Linked DNA regions of Homo sapiens: regions 2 and 3 are each linked to region 1. The links are chromatin loops, found by intact Hi-C in ENCODE. Cell type or tissue: B cell. All regions are shown on one strand.

Region 1 (5,000 bases):
AGATGGAAAGGAAATATGCCAGTATATTAACAGTGTGGGATGGGAGTGGTAGGATCATGGGTGATTGATTTGTTCTTTGCATACTTTTCAACTTCCCAATTTTTAGGCAATGAACATGAATTACTTTTATACTAAAAGAGTACATTATAATGATGTAATACAATAAGATATACATTTTAAAAGTTTTAAAGTTTTACCACAAAGAAAAGGTACTTCCCCGCCCTTTTCCCCCTTCTCTTCCAGGGGAGGAGATGGGGCCAGCATCCACCAACTCCCATCAGTAGGAGAGGGGAGAGTTGCTGGCTTCTGGGTTCTTTCCTCGCAGAGGCTCACACATGCACAGCCTGGGCCTCTGGGAGTGTCCGGGTTGGAGGGATCCTCACCATCTGTTGATGGTGTTGTGTGGGGAGTTGGAGCAGTTGGGGGAGCTGGAACAGATGATCTTAGTAGTTACTCCCATCTCTGAGAGTCTAGATTTCAAGACACGCTGATGTTTGTCGTTTTCTCCCCATGTCTCGGTTGATCTGAACCAACCACTCCATAAAATTCTAAGGTAGGAAAGACTCATCTACTAGCTTCCCACCCTAAAGCCCCTCCCAGAAAAATACCTGTAGTAATGCCTATAGTGCTGGGTGTAAACGTTAAGGGTGATTGGCAAAAAAGACATAGATCAGGAGTACGACCGGGAAGTTGGCTTAGTTGCAGCCGTTTTATTTAAGGAGTATAATTCATATTCGGAATGGAATCTCCAGCAAATGTAGTCTTTTAATATGACAAACAGTTAAGTACCTTCCCATGTTAGACACATGCCTGGAATGAGAGTGAGAGGGACATAAAATATAAAGGGGTGTGTGTCTGTGCCTGGGTTCATGACCAAACCTCGACATTTGCCCTCTATGATCTAATTTCCTTCATTGACAACCAGGGTGCCCTGTGTGCCAGCAAGTGGCTCTGCCAGCTGTATTTTACAGACAGAGAATCCCAAGCACCAAAATAACAAAGTTGATTCCCCCATCCAGACCAGAGGGGTCGTTTCCAGTCCTGTGTCCTGACCACTGTCTCTCATCATGACCCCTGGTGTTCACCTCCAGATCCAAAGTGTCGTCGCCAAGCCCCCAAAATAAAGGAATGACAAACAGCCCTCCCAGGCCCTCCTCCCCACAGAGAGGTCATCGTATGCTAATGAAGTCCGAGGAGGCAGCGGCGCAGCGCGGGAGAGCGCGCCCACGGGTTCACAGCGCTCCCGGGCACCACTGCGGCGCAGCCACAGATCGCTTCGCGCTGCAGCAGACGCTCCCGCCGCGGGGGGCGACTGGGGGAGGGGTCTCGACCGCCACCCTGAGTTCCGCAGCTCATCCCTCCCATCTGGGAGGTGGTTCTAGCTCTAGTCCCAAGCTTTCCACTGCAGTGATGGTGGGGATGGGGGCAGCACGTCAAATCACCTGTAGGGCTTTTTAGAACTCCACAGCCCCCTCCCCTAATTCTATTCCACTAGTTCAAACGAAGAAAATCTCAGACTAGGCAAGGGGAGGTGGACCGGTGGAGTCTGCGAAAGCACCACAGGTGACTCCGGGTACGCACTCCTCAGGACACAAGCACACACACGGACACATCTTGTGACTCTGAGACTACACAGATCAACCTCAGATTCGACCCTTCCCTCCTTTATTCTCTGAGGTGTCCGTGTTCGCTTCAGCTTCCCTTTAAGTCGCCCTGCGCAGGGGCTTTGTGGAGTGCCCCCAAAGTCCTAGAACCCCGCGGGACGGTCGGAGGCTTTGGCGGCCAGACATTAGGAAAAGCATCTCCTGCTTCTCGGACTGCCTGGAGCGCGAACTGGATATCAAGGAGCCAAGGTTAAGTCCAGAAGAAGAAGGAAATCCGACCAGTTGCTTTAGCAAACTGCCTGGAGCAAGGCCGCCTCCCACCCGCACAGCTTTGAGGCTTGAGGGGGCCTCTCAGTCGCAGAGAGAGCCGAGCCCCACCCTGTGCGTTCCCCAAGCCTGCACCCCTCGAGCGGGGCATCCCTTCCTGCAGGGCTTTGTGGCAGGTGGAACTGTCGGGGTGGGCGCCGTGGCTTTGGCTGCAGCCCCTTCCCTGGCCGCGGGACCGGCTCCCGCTTTGCCCTCCTTTACCAAGTTGCTGCACCGGGTGCTCCCTGAGCCGGGGACCCCCTCCGCCGCGCCGGCCGCCGTCTTACCTCACCAGGCAACACTTGGTTGCGCGGTGGCCCGGGGCGCTCCTTCTTCGCGGTTTATTCCCTTACTTGGGAGGAAAGAGGAACCGAGAGACAGAAGGGGGACCGAAGCTGGCCTCTGGGCGTCTTCCCGCCTGCGCAGCCCTCTCGGGGGAGGGGGATGCAGCCCCAGTGGGTGCCGCGGAGACCAGGCTGCCAGGCTGTGGTTGGTAGCGCCGGGGTCTTCACCCTGTGCTCGGAGTTCAGCAGCTCCAAAGCTGTCTATCTCCGTGGCCCGCTACTACGGCACTGCGGCTCTGTGCCCTGCCCCTCGCAGCCTGGCAAGTCCAGCTGCCACTCTCACTGCGGAGCCCTGCCCCCGGGCGCAGAGCCCGCCCCCGCCACACACACCGGCGCGCGCGCGTACACACACGGCACACACAGACACGCGCTTCCACACATGCACACGCGTGCGCACACACGAATGTGGATCCGCTCGATGGGAACCTGACCCCCTTTGGTGCAACTAGGGCGCGGGCATCATTAGGACGCTTTTTACTGACAGGGCTTCGGTTTGGGAGGAGGAGTTACAGGCTTAGGAGTGTGGAGAGGATGCAACAGTGGTGGGTACCAGAGGGCCCCTGACCCCGGAGGCAAAGGACAACTGTTTGACAAATAAATACCGACTGGGCGTTTCCTTTTCTCAACTCTGGTCAAGGCTACCGTAATATCCCGACCAAATCGAAGAAAAAATAAAAATACAAAATCAACAAGTTCTCTTTGTTTCCCAGGAACTCAGTATCTCTAGGATCCAAATCACTAGCCCTGTCCAGAGGGTCATTTCTGACAACCTTGACTTCGGTGGCAGTGGATTGGTGGCAGTTCAACTCGAAAAGGTTTTCCCCTCGTAGCCTGGTGGAGACTGGCACAGCCTGCCTGAGCTGGACTCTGTTGGATGGGTCGGGTCTCTGGGTGTGTTTAATTCCCATTCTCCTTTGCTTTTAGGTGACCTTGGACTGTATTCCTGCAGAATAAATAGATCTCTTCTTTTTTTAAAATGTAGAAGAGCACAGAAAAGACGCTGGGGTGAGGGGTCGGGGGGAATAGGGGAGCTACATTAGCCAAGGCACTATGACTTGTTGCTTCTCTTTCCATGACGTGCATGTCCACGTGAGGGGGTGATGGTGGTGGTGACACTATTTCAGGCATGTCACACAGCAAGATGACTGCTGTCCATTTCACACCACATTTAGAGTCATTAGGAGTTTAGACTGTCATCTTTAAAATATGTGGAGTTTACTCATTTCCACAGCCGAGAATTCTTTTCTGCCAGTGGGCAGTGAAGGTCCCCGGGCCAGCACTGCAGCCAAGAAAAGCTTTCCGCAGAGTGTGGAGGCGCCGAGGGGCTCTGGGTGTCTGTGCATTTGGGGAAGAAGCCTCAAACACGAATGTCAAACAGCCCTGAGGACCCTGTTGGGTGGTGTCCATACTAGGCTATCTGCAGGCAGGCTGGTGAGACAGATGAGAAACAGAGCTGAGAGATCTCCTTAAGATTCCACACAGTGATGAAGACAGAGCTGATACCAGAACCCCGTGTTTGCGACTCCTCTTATCCTCTGGGTCTTATCCATTCTATCACCCTGGGTGGCTTCTCAAAGTTTCCTTCAGCTAGGCTGAAATAATCTTGGTGAGGGTGCCTTCAAAGTTCTTCCTTGTCCTTTCTTTTTTTCCTCTTCAGTCACTGACTCATTCATTTTACAGCTATTTATTAAACTCCTACTCTGTCTTCAGGTGCTTCCCCGTAACTCCAGTCCTGGGCCTTACTTGGGAGGAAAGAAGAACTGAGAGACAGAAAGGGCTTAGAACTGTCCTCATCCCTGGAAGAGAGGAGCCCTGAGCACAGGTTTCTGGTATATATTTTCACTCTGCTAGGTTGCATGGATGTGGAAGACACAATCCTTGCTTTTTTTGACTGCATGCTCAATGGAGGAAAATGCACATACATGTCACAAGAAAAACATTCTGGCTGTCTATTCTTGACTCCTTCTAAAGAAGGCTAAACTGAAGGAGACCCTGTGTTTGGCTGAGCATCATAATGGACTTGGGGTACATGTTTGCAAATAGGTGTTAGGACAACATTGAGTTGCTCTGCCTATTAGGACAGGAAGGAAATAAATTGAATGGAACAAATGAAGAAGACATGCAGAGACTGAGTGTGGAGCCTTAGCTTCGTTGAGAGCACATTGGGGAAGGGTAACGAGAGGGGAGGAGCTCTGAGGACAGGGTTGCCAAGCAACTTGCCTGAGAACAGGCAACAGGGTTGCCAAGTTGTCCAGGGATTTGGACAGGGGAGATGCTTGCAAAGATTGGTAAGTAGTTTGCTGTGGGGTGGGCTATGAAAGCCCCCGGTCCTATGAAAGAAATCATTTGTAAAGTCAATATTGTTCATCGGTTTGCTTGCAAATGGATTCCTTTAGGATCAGGATGGAGCCAAATGATGCATCTGAGTTGCTGCAGAAGGAGTTCAGAGAAGGCTGTGTGGACTGAGTTACATGCTAATAACATGGAGGAAAAGGGTGGTAGTAGAGGCTGAAGCAATGTGGAAGGCAAAGAGGGATGGGGCGGGAAGAAGCACCAAGAACAATTAGTGCTAATGGAGGCATCATGGAGGAGGTAGGGTTTGCGATCGGATTTTAAAGGGGAATAGAGATCTCACTTAAAGATCAACAGGACAAGGGCAATCTAGGCTGGGAGAAAGCAAAAGCAGAGACGTAGGACAATTCATGGTGAGTTCTGGGTCTTCCCAGCACAAGAAAAGAAGGCTGGG
Region 2 (5,000 bases), 100 kb before region 1:
GATACAAGGATGAACAGACATGGCTCCATGTCTCTTTCTTTTTTATTGCCTTCTGCTGATTGTAAATACGCTTACTATAAATAAGCAGCAAACGCCCTCTCAGCCCATGCTTACCAATGCAATCCAAAATCCAGCCAACTGTCCCATCTCCACCACAGGCCAAAACACGGAAGTCTGGAGTATCACGGAAAAAGTTCAACCTGGGAAGAAGAAGAAAGGCCAAAATGGGCTTGTTACTAGGTTGCAGCTGACATTGATACATGTTGAGTCAGAGTCTGCCCTGTTCCCCAGGAGTATGTTAAGACCTCGATTCCTTTTGTGGTTGAAAGGGTCACTCAATGTTCTGAAACCAGAAGTTACTATGCAGTGCCTTGAATATGGAGCCAAGGCCAAGGGGGCCATCCTTGTGCAAGGATAATCTGACTCAACATTCGACACAAATGGAAAATGGTTTTCTAGAAATTCTGTACTAGTTACGCAGAGGAGTCCAGAGTTTTGGCGTCAATACAAATAGCCCCCAGTGTTTTCACTCCTCTCGGGCTCTCCTGCCTGCTCTGTCCTGACACCCGCCCTGGTAAGCAAGATGCACCGAATTTGCTGGATCTTCTCTTCACTCTCCTGTGGGCCACAGTGAGTGGAGTGATGCCCTTCTCTTCTCAGGAGCCTTAACCCTGGAGAGCAGGGTGCTTATACCTGGGGTCCACCAACCTCCAAGGGTTCTATGGATTGGATTCAGAGGGCCATTAACTTGGAGGAGAAAATAATACATTCTTATTTTCCCTAAGCTCAAACTGAAATTAGTAGTATTTCCTTCAATTCAGCATGTAGGCAACAGACCACAGAGGTTGGAACCATACCCATGACTTTGTCAGCGGTCAAAATCACAGCCATGTTAGTGTTTCATTATGGTTGTGACAGATGCCTCATACCACTGCCATGCTCATCACTGCTTGGAATTTACGGTAGTTATTAGACCCACTTCTGGGTCTTCCTATTTGACGTATTGGTGAAGCTCATATATTCTCATATCACTAATTTGTTTTACTGTTTTAATAACTGTTTTTTGATATGGTTTCCCTGGTCACCTTTTATTATTAAATTTATGCATTAAGAAATATTCCAAGAGGGGGTTTCTATGCTTCACCAGACTGCCAAGGGGGTTCCTGGCACAAAAAAGTTAAGAACCTCTGCTTTAGAATGAATGTGCCCTGCGGACACCTTGGGGGTGGAACTTGGGAAGCCTAAGGTCAATATTTCCAATCTGCCCAGCCTGGTGGTCTGAGAAGAGCCCTGGAGCTTTCAGAATCACTGATGCATGTGTAGGCAAATTAACATTCCTTCTCTTGCAGAACTCTGCTCTCCGACGGGACTCTCCGACGGGAAGTGAATTCTGAACAGACGCTCCCTCCAGCTAGGCAGCTTGTCTGATTAGAGAGTGACATGCGCATGAGAGACCCTCAGGGCGTATCAGCCCGGGAAGTAGCCACCTGGCTCGTCGTCTCAGATGAAAACAATTTAGAATACACGAGGTGAAGCTGGAGGACTGTCTGCCAGTTTTGACAGTGGGCTGGTAAAGGTGTCTGTGGGGGGCTGCTCCGTCACAAGGCTGTACTGTTCAGCAGTGATGGCAATCACGGTGACTGTGATGGCAACTGCAGTGGTGTACAGAGGTGGGCTCTGTTCTGAAATTACTTTTACAGGTAAATCATGGCAGGTGTACTGAATCCGCACTTATGTTTCTTTCTCTTTTTAACTGGGCCTTGTACTACCGCTGCCATAAACAATAGCTTTGGTGTCAGCCAACCAAAGACAGGGTCAAATTCTCTTTTCAGAGTCCTTACTCCAACCTCTCTGAGGGGTCTAGCTGAACCCGGAGCAGAAATCCTGGTTTGGAGGTTGGGCAAATGGCTGCGTGCTGGGCAAGCCCAGCCCAGAGTATGCAGACAGCCCCGGGCCCGGGGCCGGCCAGTAGAGGGCTCTCGAGCACCGGCCCGGACTGGGAGGAAGCCCAGGCTTTCCTGGCCTTCTAGCCCAGGTGCTGTAGGGGCCGCATCACAGAGACCTGCAGCTCACCATTAGCCGCAGACACAGGGACCACGCCTCCCACCAGGCCTCTTTACAACCCCATGCTAACGAGAAGAGAATAGCCAATGAGTAAGTGGCAGGAGGAGCAAAACAACCTCAAAATCGAATGATTTAGAAAACAAAAGTGATTCCATTGAACAAGTAATTGTCTTGATCCTAAAATGACCCCACAACGGAACACCAAGGCAGAACTCTGAGTCACTGTCTAGATTTCCAAACTGCTGACTGACAATGATAAGAAAACTTTCTCTTCTCTGATGATTCAGTATGAAGACACCAGCTAACAGAGCCTTGCAAATAAGTTAAAATAATTTACCAGCCTGTTCCTCCTGTCAATCAAATGAAAGGTGTGTGCAGTTTTCCCCCTCTTATAAAATAACTTTTTCTAGGACAAGCTACAGGAGGCCACTTCTCAAACAGAGTTAGCCTTCCTGGGCATCCTGAGTATCTCCAGGAGTCAGAGTCAGACGTGAGAAAAAGCAGAGAAAGGGAGTAAAATGGCAGGAAGGAACAAGTTGAGAGACGAAAGAAAAAAAAGGTGACAAAAGAGGCATCTTCATTGGAGTTTAAAAGGGAGGGGGAGAAATAAGAGGTAAAGATTGTGATCTCCATACCCTGGAGTAGGCCCCCCATTGTCCAGGTTGAAAACTTGTTTGGGGTTGAGCAGATAGTGGAATTTCCGAAGAATTCTATGGAAAAAAAAAGAAAAGGAGGGAGAGAGAGAGACAGAGAAGGAATATGTCATCGTGAGAAGTCACATTAGGGCAAACACCTCTGGAGCCCACTGGTGGCAGGGATGAGGGTTCATTTAAACCCCGGAGGGGAGGGCACTGCCTGCTGACCCTGGCGTCCAGGTTCCACCTGGCATCACCCGTGTTATCACTCCCGGTTCAAGGCTGAACTACCAACCTAGACTCCAGCTCCTAAGCCCAGAAGCATCGCCCCTTACAAAGAGGACAGGGCAGAGAAACCCAGAGAACAGAACTTTCATTCTAAAGCTTTATCCTCCACAGAGACCTTCTCCCAAATGTTCTGTATGGTCTAGGCAGTGTGATTCTGCCCTCTGCAGACTGTACAAAAGCATCACAGGACCCCCTCCTCCCCAGGGAGAGGCCCCCTGCAGTCCTGGGATCAGGAGGAAACGCAGGAGGTGGTGTTGGGCTGTGGGGGAGGGAGGGCGCTGAGAGGCCGTGACTGCACCCAGGCCTGCTTTCCTGGCTCCAGCTTGGAATTGTCAGGTCAGTTCAGGAGGGGTGTCCTGCCCCTTGGACAGGGGTGGGGGTCCTCATAGTTCTTGCTTTAACTCTACTAATTATTATTTTTTAACCTGGATTCCAGATCACGGTGCCATCTGTTAATGATCCCGGAATTGGGAGGCAGAGCTGCTTTAACCATTCTCCCTGTCCACCTGTGCTGTTCAGCAATTTCTAGCCTCCGCTGAACTGGGCATTTCAGCAAACTGATGAGGTGGATGCACTGGCTTCTCACGGGTGACGGTAGCCCAGCAGGTCCTAATCAACGGGCTGCCCATCATCTCTTAAATCAAGAGATCTGAGAGGCTAGAAAGGCACAGGCATCTCAGAGCGTGGTCTAACTCTAGTGGTCTTAATAATGGCTCACGTGGCAGGCTGTGGGCTAAGCACCGTGTCTGTTCTCACCTGTGAGAGGAGGAATGATAATTATCTCCATTTTACAGAGGGAGAAACCGAGGCCCGGGGACATTAAGTCACTTGGGCCAGGTCATAAAGTGGCAGGTGGCAGTGCTGGGATTTGAGTCTGCCTGTCTCCACAGCCTGCTGTGTTCCTGCCAAGGGGAGGAAGGGCCTGAGTCGTGTCGCCCTAGTTGCTCCACTTTGAAACAGAAGAGAACGTACCTTTCTCCTTGTCTCCCTCCACTCTTGGGGTTCACCAAGACCAGCAGGGGGTGGGTACCCGGGGTGGGGATGATCTTATACTTGAAAGGTAAAAGAAAAAGAAATTAGCTCTGCTTCATCCAATAGGGGGCGTGAGATGAGAGTTGAAGCCAAGACAGCTTCGGAGAGGCAGATGAGAAGCAGGAGGGCAGGCAGTCAGGTGTTTTTCCACTGGCTGAATTTTCGGAGGGGCTAAGTAGCTAAGTGTCTCCAGTTTGAATGGCCTTTAAGTAGTGTTAACGGAAATGAGGGTTTGAGGTCAGGATCAGCGATGGGACAATGATGCTGTAGCTTCAAATCATTCAACGATGACGTGGTCTTGTACCTACAGCACAAGATGAAATTTTGTGGGAGACACAGCTGAATATGATCTTAGAAAGCACGGCCGTCTGATCATACGCGTAAGTGAAATAGCACTCGTGGAGTGAACCACCCGCTTCCACCCTGGCGCCTTCCAAATGCTCATTTCCGGCCCCAGTTTCCTCCTGAACCCTGGTCCCACATTTCTCACTGGCCAGTGGGTAGTACTGTCGACTGGACGTCTCACCATCAGTACAAGCTCAACATGCCTCATACATGACCCATCTTCTCTCCCTATGAAACTCGGCCTTTCTCTTGGTTCCCTGTTTCTGTTATTCATCCATCCATCCAAGGAAGGTCTTGTCCTGCCAAGTCTTTCCCTGAAATGTCCCTTTACCTCTGGTAGCTGCCACAGCCCCATGCTGCTTGTGCCTTTCCCACCCTAGGTAAGTCCTGCACACCATCCCCACACAGTTCCTTCCCAGGACACCAGGTCAGCCATACCACTCTTGCCCAAAAACTTGTAAAGACATCTCATTATTAAAGGAGGATTTGGATTTTGTGGATAAAATGTAAATTTCCTAACCTGGCATCAAAGGCCTTTTCAGTCTAGCCCTATTCTACTGTTATCTCCTAATTCCTGCTAACCCTCAGCTGCAGGTGCAGCCAAGTCCTGCTCTTGCTCCTCTAGTAAGTCTAGAG
Region 3 (5,000 bases), 170 kb after region 1:
GTAACTTACAAAGAGGAATAACTATCATAGGAAATGAACCCTTATGACTAATAGCAGTCACATTACTTGAAAGCCAAGTCAGAATCAGAGGTTTGCCTGAGAAACATGGAGCAGGATGAGGGATATTAGAGGACTCAAGTGTCTGACAGCTAGAAGCTTGAGTCCATCAGCAGTAGGTGAGTGTCCTGCTTGCTCCTGCCCAAGGGACAGCGACATCTAAAGGCACTAGCCAAGGCTTCCTCTTTCAGGAACAACACCTGGACATACCCACCTACTCATCCAACCTTGGTCCCCAGGACTCAACTTTTCTTATATTCTGTGGCTGGCCATGCCCCTTCTGTTTTTTGACTTGTTTCTGCATATAAGACATTTTTTGCTTCCAATCAGGATACAGTAAAACTGGAAGGATGGGGAGCCTATCTGTCTTATTAAGATGACTTTGAGGATCTCTGCTATATCCTTGATAAGGATACTTGATAACTTTAGGTCTTCAAGAGGACTCTTGTTTCTTTAAATTCCTAATGTATCAGTACTGGCAACAGTACACAAATAACCTGACACATAGTAAGTGCATGATAAATGCCCATTTAACAACAAACATTTACCCCGGTGATATGTGGGCAAAAGACACAGTCCTTGACCTCAAGGAGCTCACAATCTAAAGGAGATGAGAAACAACTACTCTGGATACTATGGACTGAGAAGCGGTGAAGCTGGAGTGTCACAGGAGCACTGAAGAGAGGTATGTTGTCAGAGAAGCCCCTGAGGGGACATCTAAGCTGTTAAAAATGATAAGGAGAAGACTCACAGAAAAAAAAAAAATGTAGGGAGGGTTATTCCCAGTGGAAAACAGCATGACACCCTTGGAAAATTATGTGATTCACTGCAAGTATATTCGATCGGAGGTGGGAGTCAGGGTACTGGGGGAGTGGAGAGCTATGAACCTTTGTGCCAGGTGGAATTAAGGGGCCCCTCTGCAGGCCTTAGGCTTTCCCAAGCCCCTTCCTCCAGCGGCGCTGCAGCCCCTTGCATTAGTCTGTTTTCATGCTGCTGATAATGACATACCCTAGACTGGGCAATTTACAAAAGAAAGAGGTTTAACTGGAATTACAGTTCCATGTGGCTGGGGAAGCCTCACAATCATGGCAGAAGGCAAGGAGGAGCAAGTCATGCCTTACATGGATGGCACCAAGCAAAGAAAGAGAGCTTGTGCAGGAAAACTCTCCCTTATAATAACCATCAGATCTCACAAGACTTACTATCACGAGAACAGCCTGGGAAAGACCCACCCCCATGATTCAATTAACCTCCCACCGGGTCCCTCCCACAACACATGGGAATTCAAGATGAGATTTGGGTGGGGACACAGCCAAACCATATCACCCCTCATGCCTGCTGGATGCCTCTGTGTACTGTGTCATGAAGTACATATGTCATGGTCCAGGAAGTTGGGATTTTGTTTGGCAAACACTTGGAACCCAGAGGATTAGAAGGGTTTAAATTAAGGATTTGACACACTCATGACTGTGTTGTAGAAAGAATGCTCTGAAGGCAGTGAGGTTCTTGATTTTTGAGGAGTGACAGAGAAGGCTGTGAGACCTGTGGGAGGACACACCAAGTACGTGTGCAGAGGCACAAGGCAGAGAGGCAGAGGATGGAGGATGGCTTTGAGAAATCCACAGAGGGTGGATTGGACAGGATTTTCTAACCAGCTGGATATGAGAGAAGAGAGGATAAGGACAGGATGATGGCTGGATCTTGAAGCTAAGAGAGAATGAGTCAGGAGAGGTAGATTTGGAAGTCATATGTAGGAAGAGAGGAAAGCTAAATCCATGAGAGAGTCAAGCGTGAAGAGGACCAAGAACAAAATGTCAGGGAACCCTGATATATTCAAGACAGGAAGAAATGTGCTGCAGTGGGGAGGAAGCTGAACAAACGTCTTTCTTTTCTCTACTAAGTAGAAGGTGGAGGTATCTGTGGAGGCCAGGCCATGTGATGGGGGGGACTTGGGGAGAGTGAGGAGGAAGCAGCTGCTGCTGAGAGTGGGTGAGGAAGCTGACTGGGGACATAGAGGAGGACTGCCAAGCACGGGTTGTTTTCTCCTGCCCTGACAGCTGCTGTCAGTCAGGGGACCAGATGGAATAATGAGGTAAGATTCTCCCAGCACAGAAGCTACACCCTGGGAGCAAAGCAGGTACTTCTAGTAAAGAATTTATTCCTCTGAACCACCAGAGGGCCACTGGTGCCTGATGGAGTAATTTGGTTACAGGAGTGTAGGAAGAAACTGTGAGATGTCCTCCCCAGTTACGGCCAGGAACAGGTCCTCCCTAACATTTGCAGACCTGGAGCAAGAATACAAACGGACGCCCACATACGCGACGTCTAAACATTTAGAATCTGTAAATTAAGCTATTCCTAGTGCCAGTCTGCATTCCTAGCTTGCAACCCAGAGGCAAAAGGAGCCAAGCCCTCCCCTAGGCCACCCCTGCTAACTGTGAACCTGGGAGTAGCTCAGATCTGCTGGGACAAGATGGCGCTAAAGCCGGACGTGGATTCCAGGACTCCCAGCTGATGACCTTCTGAACCCAGGATAGAAACTAACACAATCAAGATCCCCAGGAAGCCAAGGCAAATAGGTTTCACTTGTCATTTTCTCAACTCAGGATTTCCAGGTATTTCTAAGGACCTGCCAAAACTCCATCACTGGAGCAGAGAGAGGGGAAAGAGCACAGTTATCTTGGGGAAACTAGCCTGGCTATACACCCACTTTGGGTGGTTTGAAGCAACTATAAACCATAGTAGCCTTTCTGGAAACAACTCAATGTCCTTTAACTAGTGAATGGTAAAACATAATGGAACCAGCCTGACCAACATGGAGAAACCCCATCTCTACTAAAAATACAAAATTAGCCGGGCATGGTGATGCATGCCTGTAGTCTCAGCTACTCGGGAGGCTGAGGCAGGAGAATTGCTTGAACCCAGGAGGTGGAGGTTGCGGTGAGCCAAGATCACGCCATCACATTCCAGCCTGGGCAACAAGGGCGAAACTCCGCCTCAAAAAAAAAAAAAAAAAAAAAAAAAGAAAGAAAAGAAAAGAAAAAACAATGGGATACATCCATACGTACAGTAGAATGTCTACATACAGTAGAATAATACTCTAATAAAAAAGAACAAACCACTGTGCATGCAACAACATAGATGTATCTAAAGAGCATTATTCTAAATGAAAGAAGTTAGACACAGAAGTCTACATACTGCATGATTCCATTTACATGACATTAAAGGCAAGCTATGGGGAGAGGAAACAGATCAGTGATTCCACAGCAGGAAGTGAGGGGGCAGGGACAGAGATTAACTGCAAAGGGACATAGGGAGTTTAATTGGGTGATGAAAATGTCCTATGTTTTGATTGTGTTGGTAGTTAGCCAATTGTATGCATTTGTCAAAAGTCAGCAAACCAAACACTTAAAAAGGGTGAATTTTATAGTTTGCAAATGATACCTTAATAAAGCAAACCCCTCAAATAAGTAATTAGTAAGCAATTGATCAATCAATCAGACCCTCTTTCTCTAGTTTCCCAGAGAAGAGGCTGTGATTTTCTCCTTTCACCCACCTCCCTACTTGAGCATTCAGATCCGTATCCCCTAGTCTACAGAGTGTATTCCAGCCCATTGCCCTCTCCCATAATTTCCCTTCGCCCAACTGGTTACCAAACCAGACAGAGAGAGACAGAAAGATTTAGACAGGAAAGACAGAAAGTGTTTTTTTATTGTAGATTTTGAGATATGTAGGAACCTCCCCAAGGCAGAGAAGGGCTCCTCTTCCCAGGGCCTAAGGACAGTGTGAGAATGTCACTGCCTGAGAGAATCTGCTTTGATAAATCTAGGCATAGGTCAACTTTTAACATCCTATGGATTTTTCTCTCATTTAACACACAACTATTTGATAACAGACATTCTATGAACACTGAATTTTTGTTGAAATTTTGAGTGTACATTTTAAAAACAGTCCCATGGTCATTTAAAAGTGAATATTTTCCCCTAATCTACTGGTTGTGCAAATTTGAAATTTTTCCTGATTAGATTTGCTTAAAAGGAAAGGTGCCTGAAGAGTATGCCCCGAACCTCCATTGTGCTCTGCAGATCTGCCAAATTCATCCTTCCACTATGGCAGGACCCAGACAGAAACCAGAGAAATGGAGGGCAGGAGGGCAAAAGATCAGCAAAACCATGGATAAATACATTTATTATTTTTTTAATCTAACTTTAAGTTCTGGGATACATATGCAGAACATGCAGATTTGTTACATAGGTATACATGTGCCATGGTGGTTTGCTGCACCCATCAACCTGTCATCTAGGTTTTAGGCCTCATATGCATTAGGTATTTATCCTAATGCTCTCCCTCTGCTTGCCCCCCACTCCACGACAGGCCCCAGTGTGTGATGTTCCCCTCCATGTGTTCATGTGTTCTCATTGTTCAACTCCCACTTATGAGTGAGAACAGGTGGTGTTTGGTTTTCTGTTTCTGTGTTAGTTTGCTGAGAATGATGGCTTCCGGCTGCATCCGTGTCCCTGCAAAGGACATGAACTCATTCTTTTTTATGGCTGCATAGTATTCCATGGAGTATATGTGGCACATTTTCTGGATAAATACATTTCTATTTGTCTTCCAGGTGCATACTCATAGACATTCACACTTTCCCCCAACTCTAGCACTCCACTTCCCACTTGTATTTCACTAACATTACTTGAAACCATAGGGTCCACTGAAAGCATGCCTTAAACTTGTGTGAGGAAAATGGCTTTCTTGAAATTGTCACATCACAGAGAAGACTTTTGGCATGAACCCCCATCACACCAACAGGCTGGTCTTAAATATGGGGGTCTAGAAAGTCTGTAATCCACCTGAAAGTCACAGAGCCTTTTCTGTGATTCAATTTATTCATGAGTAAGATGGGAATAATGATAATTATCTCCTGTTTCTCACATAATCATGGT

The links. A loop is a pair of places that touch in the nucleus more often than their neighbours do. Peaks named below come from ENCODE experiments on the same cell type or tissue, not always from the same donor. Only the 100,000 strongest peaks of a DNase experiment are listed, where the experiment ranks them.
Region 2: it touches region 1 in a loop (11-fold over the local background); 3 of 110 quality-filtered maps call a loop at or near these places.
Region 3: it touches region 1 in a loop (5-fold over the local background); 4 of 110 quality-filtered maps call a loop at or near these places.

What each region holds. Positions count from the first base shown.
Region 1 is chr3:186,359,749-186,364,748 of GRCh38, forward strand. It overlaps DGKG (diacylglycerol kinase gamma), which reads right to left and starts at 2,486. Exons shown (of 25, transcript NM_001346.3): 1 at 2,198-2,486. RefSeq lists an enhancer at 1,254-1,771 and a silencer at 2,556-2,645. In B cell, no CTCF peak of the experiment used is centred here; DNase peaks (open chromatin) are centred at 1,262, 2,403 and 2,523; H3K4me3 peaks cover 1,922 bases; H3K27me3 peaks cover 3,264 bases.
Region 2 is chr3:186,257,740-186,262,739 of GRCh38, forward strand. It overlaps DGKG (diacylglycerol kinase gamma), which reads right to left. Exons shown (of 25, transcript NM_001346.3): 15 at 3,960-4,039; 16 at 2,700-2,774; 17 at 115-200. Among named protein-coding and RNA genes, the nearest start is that of DGKG, 100 kb to the right of the region's middle. In B cell, CTCF peaks have their summits at 2,001 (motif pointing right) and 2,200; DNase peaks (open chromatin) are centred at 1,992 and 4,067.
Region 3 is chr3:186,527,275-186,532,274 of GRCh38, forward strand. No RefSeq gene overlaps it. Among named protein-coding and RNA genes, the nearest start is that of CRYGS, 15 kb to the right of the region's middle. In B cell, a CTCF peak has its summit at 2,200 (motif pointing right); a DNase peak (open chromatin) is centred at 2,067; H3K27ac peaks cover 272 bases.